Linked DNA regions of Homo sapiens: region 1 is linked to region 2. Evidence: chromatin loops called from intact Hi-C (ENCODE). Cell type or tissue: IMR-90. All regions are shown on one strand. Links, peaks and the distances in the headings refer to the core of each region. The heading gives the core; the rest is flanking DNA. Region 1 has its middle 200 kb from the start of SHOX2. Region 2 has its middle 120 kb from the start of VEPH1.

The links. Peaks named below come from ENCODE experiments on the same cell type or tissue, not always from the same donor. Only the 100,000 strongest peaks of a DNase experiment are listed, where the experiment ranks them.
Region 1: it touches region 2 in a loop (6-fold over the local background); 10 of 110 quality-filtered maps call a loop at or near these places.

The regions. Positions count from the first base shown.
Region 1 is chr3:157,904,359-157,909,746 of GRCh38, reverse strand. No RefSeq gene overlaps it. Among named protein-coding and RNA genes, the nearest start is that of SHOX2, 200 kb to the left of the region's middle. In IMR-90, for the core only: a CTCF peak has its summit at 2,911 (motif pointing right); no DNase peak of the experiment used is centred there.
Region 2 is chr3:157,615,860-157,621,247 of GRCh38, reverse strand. No RefSeq gene overlaps it. Among named protein-coding and RNA genes, the nearest start is that of VEPH1, 120 kb to the right of the region's middle. In IMR-90, for the core only: a CTCF peak has its summit at 2,937 (motif pointing left); a DNase peak (open chromatin) is centred at 2,947; H3K27me3 peaks cover 649 bases.

The DNA of each region.
Region 1 (5,388 bases), core at 139-5,138, 290 kb before region 2:
ATAAAACAAATGAACTGTGTTCATGGGATTTCGACTTGCTGGTTTCTCTTTGACACTAAAATGAAATGAATGTGCAAAGGCACAAAAACAGTATGTATCCTCAATTGGATAAAAGCTCACCTTTATCTCCCTTTGACCCTTTTATTTTTCACAATACTAAAGAAATATTAAAAATGGTAGGGGCTGGCGAATTTTTAGAAAAGGTATCAGTTCCCATTCCCTTTCCATCCTGTTGCCCTGGTGTAACCTTGACCTCCTCTTCCTCTCACCTCTGCAAACACTTCCCAGAATTGGCTTCCTTCCATTTTCTGAAGCCCACAATAGACATCTACACAATGGAAAACCCTCTGCTACAGCATCTTTTCTTGGAATCCAGTCCCCAGGAGCTCATGTGGGGCTTGATGTAATCATTGATCAACGTCTCTATGGGGAAAGCTGCCACCGTTTATGGTCTCCAGGAACCCTGGTCTGCCTCTACCCATCCCCAGACAAGTGGGGCTTTGAGCAGCAGCATAGCCAGATTCTGACGGCAGGAAGGTGGGACTGGGGTGATGTGGTGGGGGTGCCTATTTGGTGGTGTGGAAGTAAGCACAAAGAAAGTGCCCTTCTCTGACTACATTCTCTTCACCGTGTTTCTTTCATACTGTTTCATCTCGGGATCACAGTCAGTAAGCACCATGGCCACATATTGCCTGAAAATTGTTGAAAAGATACCACTTTTGGAGAATGGGTGCAAGCAAAATCACTGACCTCCTTTCTCCCTTCTAGATTTGCAGAGGGACTAGGAGATTGGGCTTCTGGTATGAGTTAGTGTGAGTGTGTGGATGTGTGGGTCTGTGTTTGTGTGTGAATGAGTGTGTGTTTATGTGAATGTGTGTGAATGAGTGTGTTTATGTGAATGTGTGAATGTTTATTTATGTTAGTGTGAGTGTTACGTGCATATGAGTGTGAATGTGTGGTTCTGTGAGTATATATATATGAATATGTATAGGTCTGCACATTTTGGAGATACAGTATCTTGAGAAAAAGCTTCCTCCCTCCACCTCCAATTTTTCCTGACACATTGTTCTACAGTGGCAGCACCATGGGTGACTTTAACTCCTTCATGACCTGTATCATTCCTACCATTACCCAGAGAAGCTTACAGCCCATGTACAAACAACACACCTTTGGCTTTCCCTTGCAACTCTGTTTACAGTCTCCAAGCTCCTCTTGAGGAGATATGCTAGAGTGGCCTCTGCTCCTGTAATGAGTAATTAATTACAGGGACTTGGAAGAGAAAAAGTATCTAGGTATGAGCCTGGAAAGTCTTGCTGAAGAGAGAGATGACTTGAAATAGGAGGTAGGATGTAGGGCTTGCAGAAAGTCTCTGGCACAAGCTATGGTAGCTGTAATTTTTGATAGCTGCTTATAGCCATAGGCCTAAGTGGGGAGGGAGTCCTTAAAAGCACTGGCTATAGGATACACCTGCTAAGCAGAGATGGTGAAGTGCATTTACAAAGATGACTACAGCAATATCTTCCCATCTGTGTTCTTTGGTGATGTGACATTGTCCATTGTCTATTTTTCCTTCCCTTGAGTCTAGGCTGACCCATGATCTATTTTGATCAGAAGAATGTGGCAAAAGTGATACTAACTTCTGAGTGTGGGTCTTAAGAAATCTACAGCTCACACCTGCACCTCTTTAAAGCGCTCCCTCTTGGAGCTCAGCCTCTGAGCTGTGAGAGGCTCAAACCATGTGGAGAGGCCTCTGTGGAAGAAAATCAAGAGGCTCCATTAACAGCCCAAACTGAGCTTCTAGCTGATGTCCAACAATAGGTGCCAGCATGTGAGTTCAGCTGGCACCTATTTGGACCTGGATGAGTTCAGCTGGCACCTATTTGGACCTATTTGGACCTGGATGCTCCATCCAAATCACCTGAATCTGTAAAACTGTAGCCACAGCCCACATCACCTGGAACAGAAGAATTGCCCAATCCACACAATTGTGAGTAATAAGAAATTGTTGTTGTTGCTTGAAGATACTCATCTTTAAGATGGTTTTTTATGCAGTGACATATTACCAATAGACCAGGTGGAATTACTGCTGTAGAAGTGAGCCGTGTAGAGTATAGGCTTTCTTCACAATTGCCAGAGAGTGAGAAAACATTTAAGCTATGCAGAGGTAAATGATAGGAAAAGGTGCCTTGTATTCATGTTTTTCTTAATGGAGAAGCAGTCTTGATTTAACTTTCATGTAATATGAAATAGTTAAGGGAAAATGTTGAGTAATGGCTGCTTACCTATATTAAACATTTCTACAATGAACATTTATTAATGCTATAACAAGATAAAATATTACTAAAACAGTTAATAGGCTTCTTATTTAGCTTCTCTATAAACGGAATAGTACCTTAAGGGATGCTTCACCTCATGCTGTGAGGAAGGTGGGGGATTTTTTCCTGAGAGCATTAGCTTTTACTTAATTATTAGAAAGTTCTAATGAGGATCATTTCATTTGCCTAGTTTCCAGTATTTAAATTCTTTTTATTCTTTTTATTTAGAGGGAATAGATTTAAATTACACTTTGTCAATTTGAAATGTAAAATCCTCCTTCTGAGTTGGTCTTAGTTAAGTTGAATCATAGACATAGATGGGTTCAGAGAGAATAGTCCTTGGGCTGCCAGGGTTCAAGGCATACTGCAGAACCTTCTTTCTACTTTTAGTCAACTGCCAACAATATCTTGTGTCAGAGAATGCCAATATATGTGCTTCTCTTCTCTTCCTGGGAACTTGCCTACTTTGCTAGCCCCAGTGGGTATTTTGGGCCCAGGTATTGGGTTCTGGCTAATGAGATGATTCATGAAAAAATGTCTGTGCACTCCTCCATTCTCTTCTCCAGTTTCACAGTCTATTGAAGGTCACCAGATGGAGACAGTAGCACACTGGATGGAAGAAGCACACTGAATGACTAAGTGCAGCACACCAATACAACCACACACCTCAGTGACCTGCTGCAATGCACTGTGACTTAAGCATGAAGTAGATGTTTGATAAATTGGGCCACTGAGATTTTCTTATAGTTGTTAGCATTCATGACTAATCCATATTTATAACTGTAAAGTGCTTTACATTTACAAGATATTTTTATAGACATTATCTCATTCGATACCTACAACATCCCTGTGTTCTAGAAAGGATAAGTATTATCCCCATTTTACAGGAGAGAAAATTGAAACACAAAGAGGTAGATTCTTTGAACAATGTTCTATGGTCAGTAAGTAGCAGAGCATTGACATGCCTTTAATTCTTTTTCCTCTTTCCCCTACTGACTTTCTCTAACTCAGGTCTGGTTTCTTATTTGAATTTCATTTTGACTCTGGTCTCTGGAGCTAAATATTACAAAGGAGCACTTTACCTTCCTCTTTTCCAACGACAAAAGTCAAACGAAAGCAATTCCTGTTTGTAAAGTCAAGTTAAATTCGGCAATCATTTCCATGTGCTCTATAGTGGGTCAAACAATAAAATGGATGGCTTATGCCAGCATTTCACAGAAGTGCCCTTAACCCTGATCCTGAGAGATGGTTGTGTAAAAAGGGTTACTTATCAAATACATCTGTTCAATTCAGAATACCATATCCATTTTGGGAATTAACAATATACATTAGCATGTTAAAGGCTCTGAGAAGTCCTGCAGTTAAAGCACCTATTCTATAGTGTGACACTTCTAAACATTCTGATCTATAGAACATAGTTTTGGTAACTCTGGTTTAGATATTTACTTTTCTGATTGTAGGAAATGGGATTAACACATATTTTGCAGTTCTCTTTAGTTCTATGGCTGTATTATTTTATCAGTTTCTCCATTCTCTATTTTTCTTATTTAGTCTTTATTCAAATTTCTATGTTATCCTCCTTTCTTCTTCCTGCTCCCCTTGTCCTTCTTCTTCTCTTCCTCTTCTTCTTCCTTATCTTCATCTTCATTATCTTCTAAAACTATTAGCTCCCTACCCTAGATGATCAAAGAATGCTGCAGACATAAAGCATCTGAATTTCAGTAACCATTTGACAAAATTTACCACATTTATCCATCTTGGACACAATATGTGTATTTTTGTATATGAGTGTATAATTCCATTGGAAACAGATAGATAAATGTAGGTTAAGTGGACCATAATGAGTGACAGACTGTGAGGGAGGAAGGAATGACTGCCTTTAGCACCACCCCATTCAACAATTTTAGCAGTGATTGGGTGAGCACATTAACAGTAAGCTGATTGAATTTATGAATGATGTGAAGATGAAAGGGCTGGATAAATATACTGGATGCCAGGAAAACATCTTTCAAAATCTCAGACAGGGCTGAATTTAACAAGACGTTATTTAACAGGGATAAATTTAGACTTACGCTCTTAAGTCTAGAAGTAAAACTGTATAACTATAGTATCGGATGACATGACATAGGAAAAAAGAAAAACCCGGGGTTTCTAATTTGATTGTACATTCAGTATATAATCTTGTGGTTTTCATTTAAAATGGCAACATAAAACATTTTAACCCTCAAAATCCACAAAACTTTTTTTGTAAAAAGAGAAAAGATACAGCAAAAACCTCTTTATTCAATGAAACCAGAAAAATGATACAGTCCAAGTGAAAAATCAAGAAGTACACATGGTAAATGTGAGACATGGGAGCCTGCTGGTCATGGAAATATAGATCTATAGTTAGGATTCATTCCCATAAGCCTGATGGATAGAAAGAATGGCACTGCTGGAGGTGCCAAAGGAAAGGTTGAAGGTCAAAGGAAAGGTTGAAAAGGTCCCTAGGAAGACTTCATTTCACATCACTAAAAGGTGCAGAAAGTAGATTTGAAGTGGAAACCAGGCTCTTTCTACCGTCTACCATGATGCAGTTTATTGAGAGAGAGAGAATGTTAGATGTGAATGGTGAAGGGTAAAAAGAGAAGATAAGAGAAGAAAACAGTAATTGCCAGGTCAGCACCGAGGGACATTGTCATCTAATGGTTTTACTATGAAGCTCAAAACAGTGAAATGAAATGGCCCCAAGATAGCAGAAATAACACATTTCTTCAACAGAGTTTGCAACAGGTTAGTTAAAGGCAACTATGGGTATTTTGTACTTTCACCTTCATTGTTTTATTTTCATTTTTTAAATTTTTGAGATGGAGTCTCGTTCTGTCACTCAGGCTGGAGTGCAGTGGTGTGATCTTGGCTCACTGTACCCTCCACCTCCCAGGTTCATGTGATTCTCCTACCTCAGCCTCTCAAGTAGTTGGGACTACAGGCATGTGCCACCACACCCAGATAATTTTTGTATTTTTACTAGAGATGGGGTTTCATCATGTTGGCCAGGCTGGTCAACTCCTGACCTCAGGCAATCTGCCTGCCT
Region 2 (5,388 bases), core at 246-5,245:
CTGGCTGTTTTTTTTGTATTTTTAGTAGAGATGGAGTTTCACTATATTGGCCAGGCTGGTCACTATATTATGTATATATTTTTTTGAGATGGAGTCTCACTTGGTCATCAAGGCTGGAGTACAGCGGCGTGATCTCAATTCACTGCAGCCTCGGCCTCCTGGGTTCAAGTGATTCTCCTGCCTCAGCCACCTGAGTAGCTAGGATTACAGGTGTGAGTCACTGTGCCCGGTCTGTCTTAGTATATTTCTTTACAAAAAACCCTCCCCACCATGAATCCAACAGCCCAGTGGATGAAATTTTGCTTATGTGTATTTCACACCCAAATTCTTTACATGTGAAGAATATGCTGTTCATCCATTGTCATAGACCATCTGTGCTGAGTTTTGCTACAGGTGGAGTGAGGAACCCTGATAAGCCATTTATAGTCTCAATCCCAGTTCTTCTTGATTTCAGGGCCTTCATTTAAAAAAAAAAAAAAGGCCAGTTTGCATAAATGCTTGTGAAATAGATTGAAGCAAATGGGTTAAATATTTACATCAAAACTACTAGTTAACATATTCCAGCTAACTAAACTTACTGACCATGTAGGTTTATAACTGTATATAGGTTTATAACATTTTCTAACACCAAACAGCTAATATCTGTTTTGAATTAATATAGTATACTAATGTTTAGCTCTCCTTTTACCAAGGTTAATTGTTAATTATTCCAAGGCAATTATTTATGTGCTTGAAAGCGGGTTTGCTGAGCCTGGGTCCTCAGTGTTGTGTTTTAGGATTTGTAAGAGGCAAATACGCTTGCATAAAGGCAAATTAATTATTTAGAGACGAAAGCCTTCATGAATGCAGTGGGCCATTACAAGAATTAGACTTCTCAAAAGGAGGCTAGTAGCAGCACTCCTCCTCTCCAAATAATCAGAATTATATGTCTGGCCTGAAAATATGCACAAGAATGCATATACACCCACAAATACTTGTGTGGGCTTGCTGCTTCCCTCTCTGCCCCATCCCTTTTTATTATTTTAGCCAAAAGACTCAGAAACAGATCACTTACAGAATTTTAGAGCAAATAATCCACTTGGTCATTCCACCAGGCTCCAAAAGATAGACCTTTGAACAACGACAGCTGGAAAATCCTGAGGCATCGGACACACTAATAGAGGATTCTCCTCCTGTTTTCAGGAGTCTTTGAAAACCGAAAGGCATAGTCCACAGCACAACATGTGACAAGACATTTATTTTCATCTATTTGCTGTAAGCCGTTGAAAACTAGAAATATCAAATTAGATCAAATGTTTTAAAATAGGTTAAAATCGATCCTTTCCTTGCATTTTGGGTTCTGCCCAAATAGTCCTCAGATTGGAGCCTCTGCAGCATGAATATATATTTCATCATAAGAGCAAAAGCAAAGCCCCTAATGGTGATAATTACTGTCACCAAAATAGAAGGCTAATTGTCAGAGGAGTTCTTTCCTCTCCATGCGATGAAGGGCTAGGCAGGAATGCCTGGCGTCTTTGGGCAGAGACATTTTTTCCTTTCAGTTTTTTCAGGACGTTTAAAAATTATTTCATCTATAGACACAGAGTAATCGGATAAAAATCCAGTGAGAATTTTGTCAGACAAAGGCTTTATTAGGTGTTTTGTTTTGTTTGGTCCCCGCCAACCCTCTTTGAGGAATAGAAAATGTGGAAACCACAAGGCACACAGCCCTTGCGACTTTGGCCTGGACTGCTGGTGTTTATTCTTTTATTTTTAGGACTCTCATCCAAGGGTAAGCAGCACCTTTCTTAAAGAAACTCCAGACCCTTGACTGCCTTTCTCTTATCATTAATCCTCACAACTTCCCGGAGAAGCTGGGAAGAGACAGCGCTCTGCATCCTCCTTTATAGATGGAGAAGCTGAGGTTTGGGAAGGTTAAATGACTTGCCCAAGGTTATTTAGCAAATTAGGAGAGTCCACTTGGGAATGGAGCTTTGGGTTCTTAGGTTCTGGGGCTGCAGCCAGGAAACCCCAGCCACAAAGAATCTCTTTTGTGCTTGATTTTGTTCACGTGCCTATTTATATAGAAAGAAAATAAGTAAATGTTTCAGTTCTTCTGCCCTCTCCCTTTATGCCACACCAATACACACACACGCACACACATGCGCGCATATGCACACACACACACATATGCATGCACACATGCACATACACACCATTAGCCATGGGGGAAAGAGATAGCCCTAAATTAGAACTTCCAAATAAACTCACTGATTTGCTGCAATGATCTCAATGTATTCTATTGTTTTAGACCCTATTGCATGAAGGTGTCACTCCTACATCCTGTCCTCACTCTGAGAACTGGGCTCATATATCTCATTATAGCCATATTTAAAGAGTTGGTAAAAGAACAACCACTCCATTGATATGGAATTTCTTTAAAAAAAAACTTTAAAGAGGATTTACTGCTGTTATCATAGCGGAGAATAAAGATGGTGTGTAATTCATGGAGAAGAAAAAAATTTCCTACAAATCAAGGTGCTCTTGCAGGCTGCACTGGATTCGCATTCAGGAATGAGACTTGATGATGTGAAGCCCTTGTGCTCAGGAGTGAGTAGTGTCAAGGCAGGGGGAAGAAAGAGACCACATCTTAAGGAACACATTTTTCTACTCAGTTACAGGGCTGGGAATACAATAATGACATGCTCAAAGTTTTAAAGGTGAACTCACACAGAAACACCGACTGTGGGGAGAAGTGACCTGTCCTGAGGAAAGAGGGAGAGGAATATCAAAGTCTGGTAGAAAAGAAAAGAATACCATCTTCAGGGCAAGTAGTACCTTCTCGCTTGTGTAGATGCAGGTTTGTAAGTACAATAGATCCTTTGGTAAAATGTTTGCACCGAAGAGGCTGAGTTATTTTATTTTTGAATTGCAAGTTCTCCATCTAGTGGTCAGTTTCTAGAACAACAAGTTCATGGTGTTACTGATGTCATCCTTTGGATGCAAATTACTTAGTTCGCCTTTTTTTTTTTTTTTTTTTAATGACTAATGCCTGCATCAATCATAGCAAGCTATTGAGCATATAACTTCCGGCAGGCACAGTTGGCAGTGGTTTTCAAGAACTAAAAGTATTTGTATATTGGCAATTTAAATCACAGCATTTTCCATTGCTGAGAACAACTTCCCTGACTTATTATTTAAAATTTAATTACCTTGACATTGTTTCTGAGGTGAAAAAATAGTCCATAAGAAAATTTATGAAAATGTATGCTTAAATTCAACATGTATTCTTCAACAGGAGAAAATGAAAGGGAGTCAGGCGTTCATTGGGTATTTGGTCACTAAACAAAATGTCTATGAACTGTTTTTAAGTTTAATATTCTTGATGGAGCTTGCTGGGCAAGGAAAGATAAGGAGTCTGCTGACCTCTAAAGAAACAAGGGGATCTGATGTGGCTACATTGTCCACTGCAGTGGTCTCCAAGTGTGAGAATTATACTACTGATTGTATTGGAGAAAAATTCTTCTCACTGATGACATTAGATAGCATTGGAATCAGGTCCAGAATCAGTTTCAGTTTTGTCCTCTTAGGTCTTTAACATCCCTGAAACCTGCCAATCATCCTTTCTAATAAAAGAGAACGGATTTCCAGCATGTTTTCTTTGCCCAGGCAACAATATACAGTTAAAATTTCATTTACTATTTTGCATTGTCTTTAGTTAATAACTTCCTATTAATGGCAAGTGATACCGCCTTTTCATAAAGTCATGATATAAAATTTCCCTTTAAGATAAATTTATTGAAATAAAAATATGAGTCAATTTGAAGAAAAAACATTGAATTGTATAGAAAGCATATGGACACGGGAACATCTCACGGATGCAGGCCAATAGCAACATGAGCTGAAAAAGATTCTACTCTGGGAACTCAGGGTCTGTTCACTGCTCTGGATCTGCCACTCACCCTCTGTAATTACCTGCGTGTGTTACTTAAATCTCTTTCGACCTCCATTTTCCTCATCCATGGAGTGTGGCTTCTTAAAGCAACTTTTAAAGTGGAATTATTCTTTGCCTGAATTCAGAAGATGGGCATGGAGATAAGGAAGCAAATAGAACATCCTAAAGCAATCTTCGCCAAAGAATGAGTGGGACACATGGAAGACCCAAGGACACACAGAGGTGGTGAATTATGTCCAGCCTCCGACCTGTACTTACCTACAAGCCCCAAATTATAGTCATGGTCTCCAAAATTCTAGCTCATGCATACTAAAGACCCATTAAATCAAAGAAGTATCAAAATATATCATTTCTTATTATGGGATATCAGAAACAGAGTAGAATCCTGCTTCTTAAAGCCGTGCAAAGGACAACCCAGTGGGCATACAATGTGGCTTTGGCCCCCCTGAAGGCAGGCTTCTCCTGAAGCAGAAGAAACACTTGCTGGGGAAAGCTGGGCCTGAGGGGGCCCAGGGGCTGAGGCCTTCATAGCAGAGAAGCACCACATATGCATAGAGCAGTGTCCACGTGGGTTCACATGGACTGCGGGAGCCTGAGATGAAACTCCACCTTCTTCTTCACTGAGCCCCAGCCTGGGCCTCATGCCCATGGTCTGTGTATGCTGTCTCATCCAGCCCTGACACCAACCCTGAAATACAGGTATGTTACCCAGTGTTAACACAGGTGCAAACTGAGGCTCAGAACGAGTGAGTTCCTTGCCAGAGGGCACTTGACTTATAAGTGGCAACACCAAGCTTGAGCCTGGGTCTCTGTGATCTTGGAAATGCAGATTCCACTGCCAGCTGGGACAGGAAGCCTGGGCTCCACATGGGAAGCCATGACCCCCTGTACCCCCCACCATAGACAAAAGCACTGGGGCACAGAGAGATTGGCTTTTCCCCTCTCTGGGGTATGATTGGTGAAGTTAATCAGCCCTGAGTCTCTAGTGTTCATTCTGTGACACAGCACACACACACACACACACACACACGCATGCACGCATGCACATATACACCAAAGTTACCAGTTCCAAACCTTTTGTTTTATTCCTCTTAACCCTCCCCTACCCATTCACTCCCATAAGAACTATGGCCAATCCTGTCCAGGCTTGAAGAACTGGAGCCATTCAGTGATACGCTGCCCTGGGTCACAGATGGCCACATGGAGTGACTGCCCCCATCCCAAAGAAGAAGAAAGGATTCCCCCCGCCTTCCTCCCTGTCTCCATCAGGAACCTACATGATGCTTCCTTCTCCTGTGGCAGACGACTCTCCTCTGTCCACCCTAGAATTGATCTATGAAATATAAAACTAAGTCACCAAATGAGAGAATAGCCAATTGCCAGAAAACACAATAAGCAGCTGAATTCTTGTGCTCTTCTGAAATGACCCCAATATACTCAGTAGGTACCATGTG